Linked DNA regions of Homo sapiens: all the other regions are linked to region 2. A link is a contact called in ENCODE Hi-C or POLR2A ChIA-PET data. All regions are on one chromosome and are shown on one strand. The core of a region is the stretch at or near the end of the contact, and the rest is flanking DNA. Distances in the headings are between cores, read along the strand shown. Region 1 overlaps NTN1 (netrin 1). Region 2 overlaps NTN1 (netrin 1). Region 3 overlaps NTN1 (netrin 1).

The links. Hi-C counts contacts between places; a loop is a spot of excess contacts on that map. ChIA-PET counts read pairs that join two places held with the same protein, here RNA polymerase II (POLR2A). Pooled maps may share reads with other maps.
Region 1: a map of posterior cingulate gyrus shows a loop between it and region 2 (3-fold over the local background). The contact joins two enhancer-like sites. A Hi-C loop is called at or near these places in 6 of 168 maps with a recorded cell type or tissue (head of caudate nucleus, heart right ventricle, posterior cingulate gyrus and 2 more) and 1 of 50 pooled maps. POLR2A ChIA-PET finds 5 or more read pairs at or near these places in 2 of 52 experiments (GM10248 and activated CD4-positive, alpha-beta T cell).
Region 3: a loop to region 2 is called in a map of pancreas, with 5 times the contacts of the local background. The contact joins two enhancer-like sites. A Hi-C loop is called at or near these places in 6 of 168 maps with a recorded cell type or tissue (IMR-90, endothelial cell of hepatic sinusoid, endothelial cell of umbilical vein and 3 more) and 3 of 50 pooled maps. POLR2A ChIA-PET finds 5 or more read pairs at or near these places in 4 of 52 experiments (Caco-2, H1, HEK293T and 1 more).

What each region holds. Positions count from the first base shown.
Region 1 is chr17:9,088,501-9,093,461 of GRCh38, forward strand. All of the region lies in intron 2 of NTN1 (netrin 1), which reads left to right. Among named protein-coding and RNA genes, the nearest start is that of NTN1, 69 kb to the left of the region's middle. RefSeq lists an enhancer at 1-157. Within about 2 kb of position 2,217, at least 4 of the 41 ENCODE cell types and tissues checked have a DNase peak (open chromatin) inside an H3K27ac peak, as active enhancers do.
Region 2 is chr17:9,147,136-9,151,576 of GRCh38, forward strand. All of the region lies in intron 2 of NTN1 (netrin 1), which reads left to right. Among named protein-coding and RNA genes, the nearest start is that of NTN1, 130 kb to the left of the region's middle. RefSeq lists an enhancer at 3,591-4,434. Within about 2 kb of position 2,016, at least 3 of the 41 ENCODE cell types and tissues checked have a DNase peak (open chromatin) inside an H3K27ac peak, as active enhancers do.
Region 3 is chr17:9,193,020-9,198,118 of GRCh38, forward strand. All of the region lies in intron 5 of NTN1 (netrin 1), which reads left to right. Among named protein-coding and RNA genes, the nearest start is that of NTN1, 170 kb to the left of the region's middle. RefSeq lists an enhancer at 2,867-3,788. Within about 2 kb of position 3,437, at least 3 of the 41 ENCODE cell types and tissues checked have a DNase peak (open chromatin) inside an H3K27ac peak, as active enhancers do.

The sequences.
Region 1 (4,961 bases), core at 967-3,466, 58 kb before region 2:
GGAGCTCCTAGCACCCCAATGACACACACCAAATAGTTGCCACAGACGGATGGGTGGATGGGCTCTGAGTCCCACCTCCACCCGCTCCTGGGTGGGTTGTTCATTTGAGGACTGAGACCCCAGGGCAGACCCGGAAGCCTGGAACACGTTCACATGCCACAGATGGAGGATTTTTCCGCTTCAATTATCTTCTTTGCAGGTTTTGGGTTTTCAGACAGGGCTGGCAGCTTGACTGAGCCACAGTAACCATTTCCGAGCTGGCTGGAAGCATGCATGGAGGACCTCAGGGTTCAATCTGTTGTTCTCCTTCCAGTATCAAGAGTCTGAACGATTCCAAATACGGAGAAACAACCTCTCTCCGGGTTCCTTGTGGCCAGCCATCACGAAACCCTCGCACCTGTTCACCCTGCAAAGCGTGATATGTCTGAACTATTTAAACGGTTGGGTTTACTGATTAATTTCTCCTCAGCCTCATGCCTGGATCCTGGGTGTCCGCCATCGGAGTGCTGGTGACTGTTGTGGAGGCAGGACCCCCAGCTTAGGGTACAGAGTCTCCTGTGTTGTGGAGAGCTGAGAAGACCAGGTATGAGGAGCCTCATTTGTGCTCTAGCTTTATTATTAAGTTAAGGGTGCCAGGCGCGGTGGCTCACGCCTGTAATCCCAGCACTTTGGGAGGCCGAGACTGGTGGATCACCCGAGTTCAGGAGTTCGAGACCAGACTGACCACCATGGTGAAACCCCGTCTCTACTAAAAATACAAAAAAGTTAGCCAGGTGTGGTGGCGGGCACTTGTAGTCCCAGCTACTCGGGAGGCTGAGACAGGAGAATCGCTTGAACCCGGGAGGCGGAGGTTGCAGTGAGCCGAGATTGTGCCACTGTACTCTAGCCTGGGCGGCAGAGCAAGATTCCATCTAAAAAAAAAAAAAAAATTAAGGACATATGTTTTGGCTATTCTCCAATTTCTACTTTTTATACCTTGTTAAACACATTAGAGCAATGTCCTAGGTGACAATTTCTTGTTGATAACGCACAAGTTTTGCCAGAAGACTGTCTCAGATGTTCCCTGTTCTCTACCCCTGGTGGGTTTTTCACTGCTGGGTGGAACCTAAATGTTCATTGTCCCTTCTGAGAACACCTGCTGTGTGCTTCCCCTGCCTGCAAAAACCACCTTGAACGTGATGGGTGCTTTCGGACTCTCAGGGCCCTTCTACCTCTGCTCATCCCAAACACCACGGCACTGGAGACAAAGCTTTTCGTTCGCAGCCGCAGCCGCTTGCCTGTGATCATCTTTTTCCAGTTGGGGGTTTCATCTCTCTTTTACAACCTGGCTCCTGCTACCGACCTCCTGCAGTTTCTGGCGGGGACTTGTTAGAGTGGCCAAACAAACTTTTTTTTTTAAACACCAACAAGCTATCTGGACACAGTAGGGTAGTTACTAAGCAAAATTATCACTGCTCCCTTCTATGCCCCAGAAGTCCTGAAGCCCACAGCCTGTCTATCCTTTTGAGGCCAAAGGGAGAGATGGGCATTTGAGGACATGGTGGGAAAGGCTGAGGCTGGAGGACGGGCTGTGGGTATGTGAGTGGGGAATGGTGTTGACGCCTGTCTCCTCCCAACTTATGGCATTGATCATCTTTTGGTAGGAGCCGGGCTACCAAACTCATCTTTTTTTTTTTCTTTTTCTTTTTTTTTTTGAGATGGAGTCTCACTCTGTCACCAGGCTGGAGTGCAGTGGCATGATCTCAGCTCACTGCAACCTCTGCCTCCTGGATTCAAGCGATTGTCTTGCCTCAGCCTCCCAAGTAGCTGGGACTACAGGCATGCACCACCATGCCTGGCTAATTTTTGTATTTTTAGTAGAAATGGGGTTTCACCATGTTGGCCAGAACAGTCTCGATCTCTTGACCTCATGATCCGCCTGCCTCGGCCTCCCAGAGTGCTGGGATTACAGGTGTGAGCCACCGCGCCTGGCCTAACTCCTCATCTTTCTTACTTACCAAAGCAGGTAAGGACTCTCTGTGACTCACTAAGCAAGAAAGTCATGGATGTTTCTGGTCATTTAGGAGCAGAAAGAGGGGGATACAGATGCCGGTTTATAAAGGCTGAGAGTGCAGGAGGCAGCCACTCAGGAGACCTTGCTAAGGCTGGCTTCCCGCTGCTTGTCTTCTCTGGCCATTTCTCTGCTTGGGTACAGAAACCAGGCCAAGTGCCTGGGGAACATTTAGCTTTTTGTTGTGAGAAGGGAAGAATTAGAAAGTCAAATGCTCCTATGGACTGGGAGCCAAGAGAAGGGGGCAGGGAGGCTGGCAGGGCCTTGAGGAGGCTTGGCCACTCTGAGGGTGGGTGCCCATCTAAGGCAAGCCTGGAGCTGGGTGGGCAAGAGCCGGGCGGCCCCGCTCCTCCTTTCCATGTCCTCCCCTCCACCGGGACCCTCAGCCTGGGCCCAGCAGGGAAACCCAGGGCGTGTGAAGCCGACCAAAGGGAGATGGATTGAAAAACAGCCAGCTGAGGAGGGCACTGGCTGCCAGGCGGAGGACTCGGCAGTGCCAAGTGCAAGGTTTCTGGAGAGCTGCTTATGTCTCACTGCCTACAATAACACCTCATTTATTTGGCATTATCAGAGAATGAGCTGTTTCCCTTAAGTGACTTTTCCTCCCCCAAACTTTAAAAATGGAAACATTTTATGTGTCAAACTTTTTATTATTATTTAATTGTGGTAAAATATACATAACATAAAATGTACCATCTAAACCATTTTTCTCTATGTTTTAGAGACAGGGTCTCGCCCTCTCCCCCAGACTGGAGTGTAGTGGTAGGATCATAGCTCACTGCAGCCTCAAAACTCCTAGGTTCAAGGGATCCTTCTGCTTCAGCCTCCCCAGTAGCTGGAACTACAGGCTCAAGCCACAGTGCCTGACCAAAGTTAAACTGGATCCTACGTTTAACCCCCCGCCTTTTTTTTTTTTTTTTGAGATGGAGTTTCTCTCTTATTGCCCAGGCTGGAGTGCAATGGCACGATCTCGGCTCACTGCAACATTTGCCTCACGGGTTCGAGTGATTCTCCTGCCTCTGCCTCCTGAGTAGCTGGGATTACAGGCATGTGCCACCACGCCCGGCTGATTTTGTATTTTTAGTAGAGACGGGGTTTCTCCATGTTGGTCAGGCTGGTCTCGAACTCCCGACCTCAGGTGATCTGCCTGCCTCGGCCTCCCAGAGTGCTGGGATTACAAGCGTGAGCCACCGTGTCCGGCCCGTTTAGCCACTTTTATGTGTACAGTTCAGTGGCATGAAGTACATTCACCATCATCACCATCCGTCTCCAGAACTTTTTCAACTTCCTAAATTGAAACTCTATACCCCTGAAACAACTTCTTCCTGCCCCAGACTCTGGAAACCTCTAATCTACTTTGTCTCTAGGAATCTGACTACTCTAGCTACCTCATATCAGTGGAATCATACAGTAGTTGTCCTTCGGTGACTCCCGGGTTCAAGCGATTCTCCTGCCTCAGCCTCCTGAGTACCTGGATTACAGGCATGCACCACCACGTCCGGCTAATTTTTGTATTTTTAGTAGAGACGGGGTTTCACCATGTTGGCCAGGCTGGTCTCAAACTCCCGACCTCAAGTGATCCTCCTGCCTCGGCCTCCCAAAGTGCTGAGATTACAGGTGTGAGCCACCACACCTGGCGACTGGCTTATTTCATTTAGTATCATGTCACCATGGTTCACCCAAGTTGTGTAAATGTGTCAGAATCTCCTTCCTTTTTAAGACTGAGTAATACTCCATTGTATGGAGAGGCCACATTTTCTTTTCTTCTCTTTTTTTTTTTTTTTTTTTTTTTGAGACGGGGTCTCACTCCATCTGCAACCTCTCCCTCCCAGATTCAAGCGATTCTCATGTCTCAGCCTCCCGAGTAGCTGGTATTATAGGCGCAAACCACCATGCCTGGGTAATTTTTGTATTTTTTTAGTAGAGACAGGGTTTCATGATGTTGGCCAGGCTGGTCTCAAGCTCCTGGCATCCAGTGATCCACCAGCTTTGGCCTCCCAAAATGTTGGGATTACAGGTGTGAGCCATGGCGCCCAGCCTGGATAGGTCAAAATTTTTTTTGAGACAGGGTATCACTCTGTGGCCCAGGCTGGAGTGCAGTGGTGCGATGTCAGCTCATTGCAACCTTTGTGTCCTGGGTTCAAGTGATTCTCGTGCCTCAGCCACCCATAGCTGGGATTACAGGCGCACACCACTATGTTTGGCTAATTTTTGTATTTTTTTTTTGAGACAGAGTCTCGCTCTGTCGCCCAGGCTGGAGTGCAATGGTGCAATCTCAGCTCACTGCAAGCTCCGCCTCCCAGGTTCACGCCATTCTCCTGCCTCAGCCTCCTGAGTAGCTGGGACTACGGGTGCCCACCACCACGCCCGGCTAATTTTTTGTATTTTTAGTAGAGACGGGGTTTCACTGCGTTAGCCAGGATGGTCTCGATCTCCTGCCCTTGTGATCCGCCCGCCTCGGCCTCCCAAAGTGCTGAGATTACAGGCGTGAGCCACTGCGCCCAGCCAATTTTTGTGTTTTTAGTAGAGATGGGGTTTTGCCATGTTGGCCAGGCCGGTCTTGAACTCCTGGCCTCAAGTGATCTGCCCGTCTCGGCCTCCCAAAGTGTTGCGATTACAGGCGTGAGCCACCATACCGGCCTGATAAACCGCATTTTCTGTATCCATTCATCCATCCATGGACATTTGGATTGCTTCCAGCTATTTGCTATTGTGAATAATACTGCTATGAACATAGGTATTACCCAAGCTTTGTTGAGTAAGCTTAAGTAACAAATAACTTATTAGAAATATTTTTCTTATTCTAAATTTTATTTATTTATTTATTTTAGAGACAAGGTCTCACTCTGTTGCCCAGGCTGGAGTGCAGTGGCACGATCACAGTTCACTGTAGTTTTGACCTACCAGACTC
Region 2 (4,441 bases), core at 766-3,265:
GGATTCTTCCCGCATTTGCCCACAGGGAAGCTCTGCTGCGCAGTCCCTCCCCGTAAGGACTCAGGGTCATTTGCAGACTGGAAATCCCTTCCATTAGCTCACGTGTAAGAATATTAACAAGGCCATTTGGGAGGCCGAGGTGGGCAGATCACGAGGTCAGGAGATCGAGACCATCCTGGCTAACACGGTGAAACCCCGTCTCTACTAAAAATACAAAATAAATGAATAAATTAGCCGGGCATAGTGGCGGGCACCTGTAGTCCCAGCTACTAGGGAGGCTGAGGTAGGAGAATGGCATGAACCTGTGGGCAGAGCTTGCAGTGAGCTGAGATCGAGCCACTGCACTCCAGCCTGGGCGACAGAGAGAGACTCCGTCTCAAAAAAGAATATTAGCAAGGCCAATGCTAACCTCAAACCTGTAAGGATCTGACATCCCAGAGGCAGGAAATGTGTCTTCTAAGGCTCTCTGAGTTGGAAGGGTCTCGATCAGTCTAGTTCCACCTCCTCCCCAGAGCCGGAGTCTCCTGTACCGTATTTTTCTACTTGAAGGTCTCCAGGGATGGCAAAGTCACTGTCCCCCAGGGGTGGCCCATTCTAGCTCCTTTGGCCAGCTGGAATCTGCCATCCCCTGTCTTATCCTCTGTTTGATGGTAGGCCACCTAAAATCTTTCATTAAATCTCATAGACACTTTACTGAGCTCTAAATGAATTGTACCTAGTGGTTTGATTAAAATAACTGGATTCAGAATTGGGGTTCAGATTTTGATCATTTTCACCACAAAGCATATCATGATGAAAATGGCTTTGTTTGGGTACAGATTTGGGGCCACTCTGGCCATACTTGCCTTCCTCCCCCTTGTGTCTCCTGGAACTGGAGTGTGATTGGTTCCACATGGGGATCTTTGCATGTGAAGTGGGGGCATGCTAACTAGTGACAGGGCCTCTTGAGGGGCTGGGTAGGGGCAGAGGGGCGTGGTCTGTCTGTTTGGCATTGACGGCCCTGCAGACAGTGCCCTGCAACTGGAAAGCAGTTTTTGGGTCATCCAATGGGCAGGGTCTTTTCCCTTCTCACAAATCTCCACGTGCTCCTGGGCACAGGTATCTATTCTTGTTCAGCAGATTGAGAGAGGGAAATAAGGGAACGACAAGCTGGTGCTAAGCAAATAGGAACTGAAGAAGCAGACAACCCTTTGAGTTAAGAAAAACCCAAACAGGACTCTTCTCTCCTAGACCTGTTGAGTTGAGGGGCCCTTTTAACCTCTTCTGGGACTTGTGGAGACTGAGGAAATTAAAGTGGCTGTTGATAAAAAAAACCGTTGCGTGAAATCGTACATCTTAGGCACAGCCCAAGCTGGGTAGGGATCTGGTGTGTCCTGGAGGTAGCACTGACATGCCAGTCTTGGGGCATACTTTTACTAAAAATGATTTGTGCCATTCAAATTTAACTGGGTGTTCTGTATTTTTATTTGCTAAACCTGGCAACCCGAGTCTAGTCGGAGAGTGAATTAGGAAACTGAGAAGGCGTTTTGGTGTTGTCCTGGAGTGGCCCAATGGGACACTGGTTTCTGTTGGGCACACGGGGGTCCAGCGTGCAGATTGGGACCCTGGTTTCACCCTGTCCCTGTCCACGAGCAGGAATCTTGATCTGTTGGTCACACGGGGGTCTGGTGTGCAGTATTGAACCCTGCAGTAGTTTTGGCTGCAGTCTGGGCTGGTCTCTGGAGTTTACAACCCAAGTCAAAGTTAACTAAAGAGATGAATTAAATAAAGGTCAAGCAGGGAGGGATACAGCCCATGGGGGTAGAGGGGAACAAAGGGCTGGGGAAGGTGTCCTGGGAATTGCATGTTTTCCTGCCTGGTGTCTGGAGAACAGAATCAACTGCAAGTCATTAAGCCTCCCTTGCACCAGCCTCTCCCACTGCCCTGGAGTCCCGCCTTGAATCTCCAGCCTGGCAAGTGCCTGGCTTAGTGACGGGAGCCATTACAGATGGGAAATGACTCCAGGGAGCCAGGAGCCAGGCTTGGCCGGCTTGGCTGGCAAATCAGCCCTCATATGTCCATTTCATAAAGCACAGGGAGTGTATGCACCACCTCTAGGGAAAAGAGATTGGAAGGAACCCCCCCCACACCCCCACACACACCCTGCTGCCACCCCCCGAGCTGCTAACCAGACATCTGGGCAGGGCGGGCAAGTCACAGAGCAAAGAGAATTTCATGGCAACAAAAGCTTCCGGGAGAACTTTGCTCAGACAATCTCTTCCAGTTTGAAAATTCTCTGCCTTCAGGAATGAATTCCAGCAGCCACAGGGTTTTATCAGGCTTCTTTCTGCCTGAGACCATGTCACCCTCACCATGCTGCTGGGGGTCTGGAAAGAGCTCTGAATTAGTTTGGTGAAGTGTTAGTCACCATTCACTATTGCCAGGTCCCTGGCAACATCTCTTTGCTTCTTGGGACCTTGTTCTTCTCATCTCTTCTTCTACAAGAGGGTAAACTAGGAAACCCTGGAAGGCTGCACCAGCCCCAAGACCCTGGGTTTGTCCTTAGAACAATGTCCCCCTTCCTTCTTTTGCTGATAGATCTGGAGCTTGGAGAGGACTGGGTGGGATGGGGTGAGGTTTCATGCAGGGTCTTATTATAAGGAAGGAGCAGGGCAAGGCACTGTGGTGAGCACCTGTAATCCCAGCACTTTGGGAGGCTGAGGAGGGTGGATCACTTGAGGTAGGAGTTCGAGACCAGCCTGACCAACATGGTGAAACCCCATCTCTACTAAAAATGCAAAAATTAGCCAGGCATGGTGGCGCACACCTGCAATCCCAGCACTTTGGGAGGTCGAGGAGGGTGCATCATTTGAGGTCAGGAGTTTGAGACCACCCTGGCCAACATGGCGAAACTCCATCTCTACTAAAAATACAAAAATTAGCTCAGCATGGTGGCGGGCGCCTGTAATCCTCAGCTACTTGGGAGGCTGAGGCAGGAGAACCACTTGAACCCAGGAGGCAGAGGTTGCAGTGAGCCAAGATCACGCCACTGCCCTCCAGCCTGGGTGACAAGAGTGAAACCCCATCTCAAAAAATACATAATAAATAAATAAGGAAGGAAGGAGCAAGACCTCCAGTCTCTGGACCCCCACTGTGAAACTGTTTTTGTCCTGAAAGGCAAGAAAGTTTGCATCTCATAGACAGTGGGCAGCCATGGAAGGTTCCAGAACAGGGCAGTGACAAATGAGAGGAATGTCTGAAGAGGGATTTGGGGTGGCGGGCTGGTTGGAGGTGGAGAAGGCGTAGAGTTGTGCATGGCACATAGAGGGCCAGGGCTAAAGTCCCCGAAGGAGGTGGCAGAGAGAGCACTCACCCTCTGCCTGGGGCAGAGGCTCCGGACTGGAACGTGGACGGAGGATCTGAGGAACGCAGCAGACAAAGAACTGATGACTGCTCAGGGCTTACCAAAGCCTGCTCGGCATTTCCTCCAAGAGAGGGGCCCGCCCGCCGGGCAGGCGGAGAGAAGGATGTTTGTGCAGCAGGAACCCTGAGTGATTCTTTTGCAGCAAGGGCCTGGGACATGTTCGTTAGGAGGGGATTGTTTCAAAGCCTTAGGGGGAGGCATAGCAGCCAAAAAAGGGCAGGGAAGAGAAAAGGCTAAGATGTTTACAGAGAAAAAAAAAAAGTCAGTGGAAAAAATGACGGCGAGGTCAAGCAGATTTGGGGGATGGCCCCCGCTGTCCACTGGGGAGGGGCCGGGTGCCCGGCACAGCGGGAGAAAGAACCACAGGGCCTGGGCTGTGCTTTTTGGAGAGCCGAGCCCGTGACCCCGGTATCCTTAATCCTGCCCGTGGTCCTGATCCCAAACCCCACGAAATGCCCTCTCCGGTCTGTTTGCCGCCAGCCTCTTTGCAGGGACCACGTCCATCAGTTGGTCCCCCCTGGACATTTCTGCTTGAAGAAGGAGACAGGACTCACCAGACTTAAGACTTATCTGCCCCCCACCCCTGTCCCTTCCCCCAGAAGCCTAAGAGGGTCTGGCTGCGGGGTGGGAGGCCAACTCCTAGCAGCCCTTTTGTCTGACATCTTGACAAAGGGGCTGGGGCCTTTCCCAAGCCCCACAGGTGTGAAGAACTTGTTACTGTAGTGTTTATTCAGCCCTATTAGTGGCCTGAAGGACTGTTGACAGAAGGCCCCTTTGTGTTCAGACTTGGCTAAAGCTCCCTAAGCCCTCGACAAACACAGGCCACTTATCTCCGGGGACTTTATCAGAAACCATCTAAAGCCTGTCTTTGGCAAGCCGGGAACTCCAGCCTCCCGTCCCACTCTGACTGTGACTCCGGGCACTGAGGTTCCAAAACACTTCCCACTTTCTTTCATTTTTCCTACCACCTTGATCCACCCCTCTTCCACGGCATTTCTGGTATCAGAGATAAAGCACAGGTGGTGGTGGGGAGGGGGA
Region 3 (5,099 bases), core at 2,187-4,686, 47 kb after region 2:
CAGTGAGCCAGGATCATGCCACTGCACTCCAGCCTGGGCGACAGAGTGAGACTCTGTCTCAAAAAAAAAAAAAAAAGAAAAAGAAAAAAAAGCCGTTTCCTCAAGTCAGCCACATTTCCCATGTGACCATGTTAAAAAAGGACTGAGCTTTTATGTGCCTGGTCATTTTTCCATGGTAAAACTTAGCACAACCTAAAGTGAAATGTACCCCAAATTCCAATTTGTACTATACATTAGTATATTCTGAATTAATGTGATTCAACTCATTATAAACTTTTTATTTTGAAAAATGTTGAGAAGTAGGGAGAAAAGCATGGGGGACAGTTACATTCTCATCACCCAGACTTAGGAATTCACATTTTGCGGTATTTGTTTCAACTACCTTTTCTGTTAAAATATTTGTAAAGAAGTTTAGACGTTATGACATTTCAGCCCTAAATATTTTGGAATACACCTCCAAAAACTGAGAACATCTCAATGTCATTATTATACCTCACAAAATTAACAATGCATTTCTTAATATCATTTGATACATAGTCCATATTCAGCACTTCTTGGTTCTCCCCCAAATGTCTCCTCACAGCTGTTTTGCTCGCTGGTTTAATTATTAAAACATTATGCGGCTGGGCACGGTGGCTCACGCCTGTAATCCCAGCACTTTGGGAGGCTGAGGCAGGTGGATCACCTGAGGTCGGGAGTTTGAGACCAGCCTGACCAACATGGAGAAACCCCGTCTCTAGTAAAAATACAAAATTAGCTGGGCATGGTGGCGCATGCCTGTAACCCCAGCTACTTGGGAGGCTGAGGCAGGAGAATCACTTGAACCTGGAGGTAGAGGTTGCAGTGATCCAAGATGGTGCCATTGTACTCCAGCCTGGGCGACAAGAGTGAAACTCCGACTAAAAAAAAAAAAAAAAAAAAAAAACATTATGCAGGTTGGGCGCAGAGGCTCACGCCTGTAATCCCAGCACTTTGGGAGGCCAAGGTGGGCAGATCACTGGAGGTCAGGAGTTTGAGACCAGCCTGGCCAACATAGTGAAACCCCATCTCTACTAAAAATACAAAAATCAGCTGGACATGGTGGCAGGCACCTGTAATCCTAGCTACTTGGGAGGCTGAGGCAGGAGAATCGCTTGAACCCAGGAGGTGGAGGTTGCAGTGAGCCAAGATTGTGCCACTGCACTCCAGCCTGGGCAATAGAGCCAGACTCTGTCTCAAAAAAAAAAATTATGCAATGTTGTGATATATGAAGGACTCTATTTAGAAATGCATCTGGGTGCCATTCCTGGGCTGCTTTCGAGGATGCAAAGTGGCAATGTAAGATGGAAAGTGTTCCCTGTGTGGTACATGCTGTCACTGTTAACTTCACCTACCGTTAAAGAAGAGGCACTGCCACGTCCAGTCCTGTGGCTTCGTGGAGTGAGTGGTGGGGTCAGAGGGTGTGGAAACGGAAAGACATTCAGCAGTTATTTCAGGTGTTTAAACCGTGGGATTCTCAGTCTCAGCACTGTCGACCTGGGGGCTGGAGATCTCTTTGAGGTGGCAGCTGCCCTGTGCACTGTAGGATGTGAAGCAGCATCCCTGGCCTCTTCCTACTGGATGCCAGCACCTACCCTCTGGCCAGTTGTGATAATTAAGTGTCCCTTGGGGGACAGAGGAGCCTCTGGCTAAGAACCACTGGATCAGACCCAGATTTTCTGACATCAGCCCAGGTTGCTAGAACTCTGGTCCAGGAAAGAAAGCCAGAGCCCAAGCCAAGGGGCCGTGGGACTCTTCTAGTGGGGGGACCTGCTCATTGCCCCTCCGCCTTGAGATCAGACATCCCGTGTGTATTAGGTCAAACCGTGCGGAATTGCTGCTGTATGTGACCATTTCAGACCCACAAAAATGGCAATTTCCTAGAGTTCAGCTTAACATTTACTTCCCCTTGGCCAGGAGAACCTGCTTCTGAGCAGCCTGCACAAGTCAGTTTCCCCTCTCTTCTTTCTCACTCTCTGCTGTCTGTCTCCCTCTCTCTCTCCTACACCCCCTACCCCCACCTTCCTCATTCCCTCATTTTCCCTGGCCTCTTCCCCACCCCCTCGTCCTTTTCCCCTCTTTCTCCTTTTCGGGACCTGCACAAAGGGCTGGGGCAGAGGTCAGGCTGGGGGTGAACAGGGCCAGGCGAGCTCTACCACCCCTCCACCCCTCCACCCTGGGCCTCCATCACCCCAAGGAGCACAGAGAAGCCATTTGCATGGTGGGTTTCAGGAGCCCCATTGTTCCCCTGTCTCTGGGCCTTTGCAGGTGGAGCTGCCACCAGCCTCGAGGAGGATAAAGGGATGAGCTGGGAGGCCAGAGGAGCAAGTGGGGGCGGAATATTTAGCCCTTCTTGGGAGCTCTTCCCACTGGGGGATCAAGGAGCATGGCTGATGGGAACGGGACAAGTGACAGGTGTCAGGGAGAGAGAGGATGGGAGTCCTTGGACCCACCTCCATGTCACACAGCTGTCACAGCGACCTTGCTGGCAGAGGCTGGCAGGGGTGGGGCAGTGCAGGCTGTGGAGCTAGGCTGAGGCAGGGGTGGATGCAGAGAACCCCCAGGTGGCCCAGGCTCAGAGCTCGGCCTGAAACCCCTTGCAGATTCCTGTACAGGTCCTGGGCTGTGGTGGGAGGGGACTTGTAGCAACTGGGTCACACCTGGCCTGAGGCCCTCAGCGTACAGACTCTCCTGCCCCTATTGCAGCGGGCTCGCCTGGCAGAATCTTCACAGCCACTGAACTGGGGTGAGGAAAGCCCCCCTCCAGCCCCAGAGCAGGACCCACAGTGGTCCCTCTAATTACTTAAATACCCTGCCAGATCTAAAACTGCTCCAGACTTAAAGAAATAATAACAACCATCACTGCAATCCTTTACTGGAGATCATGGGTTTTGAGTATTTCACCCCACTCTAGCTAAAGCATTCTGCAAGCCATTTGTTAGTCCTGGAGCCAGTCTTCTCGGTGAAATGAAGGAGCTGGGCTAAAGGATACATTTGGCCCCTTCTCAGCTCAAAATCGCTGGGGCCTGGGAAGGCCTGCTTTGGAGGCCACTTTGGCCACCAGACCCCATCTGCTGTCCTCCCCTGTGCTGCCAGCAGCTGGGCAGGGCCTGGGGTGCAGAGCCAGCCTCGTGTTCTGGGGCACAGCACCCGGGCAATGGGGGGCTGCCTGGGAGGTTCTTTCAGGGCTGTGTTGAAGAAATTGTGGGGAATTTGCACCAAGGAGGGTGCTCAACCCTAGGGTAGGAAAGAAAAGAGGAGAATGGATTGGTGGGGACATTGTTTAGGCAGTCGCCAGGCAGCCTTGCTCTTGTGGACATAGACCCTCAGAGTTGGAAGGAGCAGCACAGTGGTGGTGTGGCAGGGAGGCTACCAGCTGCCGCCTCCTGTGGCTGTCGTGATTATGCTCAGACTGTCCCCAGCCCCACCTCCTGCTGAGCAGGATTTTCCTCTCGGCAGCTCTCTCCCTCTGCTCCTAAAGCTGTTTGTGCGGCCACACAATGCAAGTCTCCTGCCTCTGCCCTGGGGCATGGTTCATGGACCTTGTCTTTGCCATCCAGGGCAGGGCTTCAGGCTTCAGTAAGGGCAGTAGATTGGTGTCTAGGAGGGAGGCGGCCAGTGGGGCATTGCCCCTCCCCATTCCCCCCTCCAGAGAGGTCAGTGCCTTCCTAGAGAAGAGTGTGACAAGTGTCATTTGCACAGTTTTGTGGTCTCTGCTTGAGTACAGTGTATTGTGGGATTAAGGAAAGGAGAAAGCCTTCTATTTGTAGAGATCAGGAATGAAGCAGAGATCTGAAATTATTTGCACAGAGAGGCATGTGAAACTTGGTGGTGTTGGAGCCGGCTCACACCTGTTCACACCTGCTCCCACTGGCTCACGAGGGCCGACTGTGCATCTCTTCCCAATTCTGCATTCAGGGTGTCCTGCTGGGAGTTTGAAATTGGCCATGGTGGGAATATTTACACTTCGGAAGTTGACAAATGGTAAAATCAAAGCATTTTTTTTTTTTAGTTCCCCAGAGAGCCAGTTGTCAGACATTCCTCAGCACAGCATTGTCCAAAAGGCATCCTGAGAGTGAAATTCAGGCTCTCAATACCAGAAGGAACCTAGAGATAGGTCATCCGATCGGGCCTGCACATCTGACAGATGGGGAGACTGAGGCCCAGAGGAGGACAGTGGCTTGTCTTAGGTCATGCAGTGAGTCAATGGCAGAACCGGTATTTCCACTTTACCACGGTCCTTCAAGTAGACCATCCTTTCAAGCAGGAAGCTATGGAGTGACACAGAGGCTTAGCAAAGCTTCCTCCTCCTGAAGAGGGATTAGAAATTCATGACGTGGGCCAGGCGTGGTGGCTCACACCTGTAATCCCAGCACTTTGGGAGGCCAAGGTGGGCAGATCATCTGAGGTCAGGAGTTCGAGACCAGCCTGGCCAACATGGCGAAACCCTGTCTCTACTAAAAATATAAAAAATTAGCCAGGCGTGGTGGAGGGCACCTGTAGTCCCAGCTACTTGGGAGGCTGAGGCACGAGAAACACTTGAACAGAGGAGGTGGAGGTTGCAGTGAGCTGAGATCACAGCACTGCACTCCGGCCTGGGTGACAGAGCAAGACTCTGTCCAAAAAAAAAAAAAAAGAAGGAAGAAAAAGAAAAGAAATTCATGGAAGGGGAAATGGGTTTTAGAGAAGACTGCTTCAAGATTTTCTTCAGGCTGAAGCTGGGCTAGGCATCTACCAGCCTCCCTCTTCCCCTGCCCTAGTCTCCTGGACCAGCCTTCCTTCTGTCCTACGAGGCCACCTCCTTCAGCCCAAGGATTAGGAAGTTGCACTTCAGCATCTAAAAATCTTCCCATGGTCCAAGATACCTTCACAGTAGCTTCTATCTTCACCAGAGAAGCCTCCAAGAAGGTGGTGACCTTTTGGGATTGTCCTGGACTTACCCTTCCCTCTTCTTCTTTGAGGCTAGTTGATGGCTGTGGGTGGGATGCCAGCCATCCACCCAGGTTATCGGGGCCCTGCTGTCTTTGGCTTTAATTCTCCCCAGAACCTCAGGGGGCCCGAGACAGGGATTCTTGTGTGGG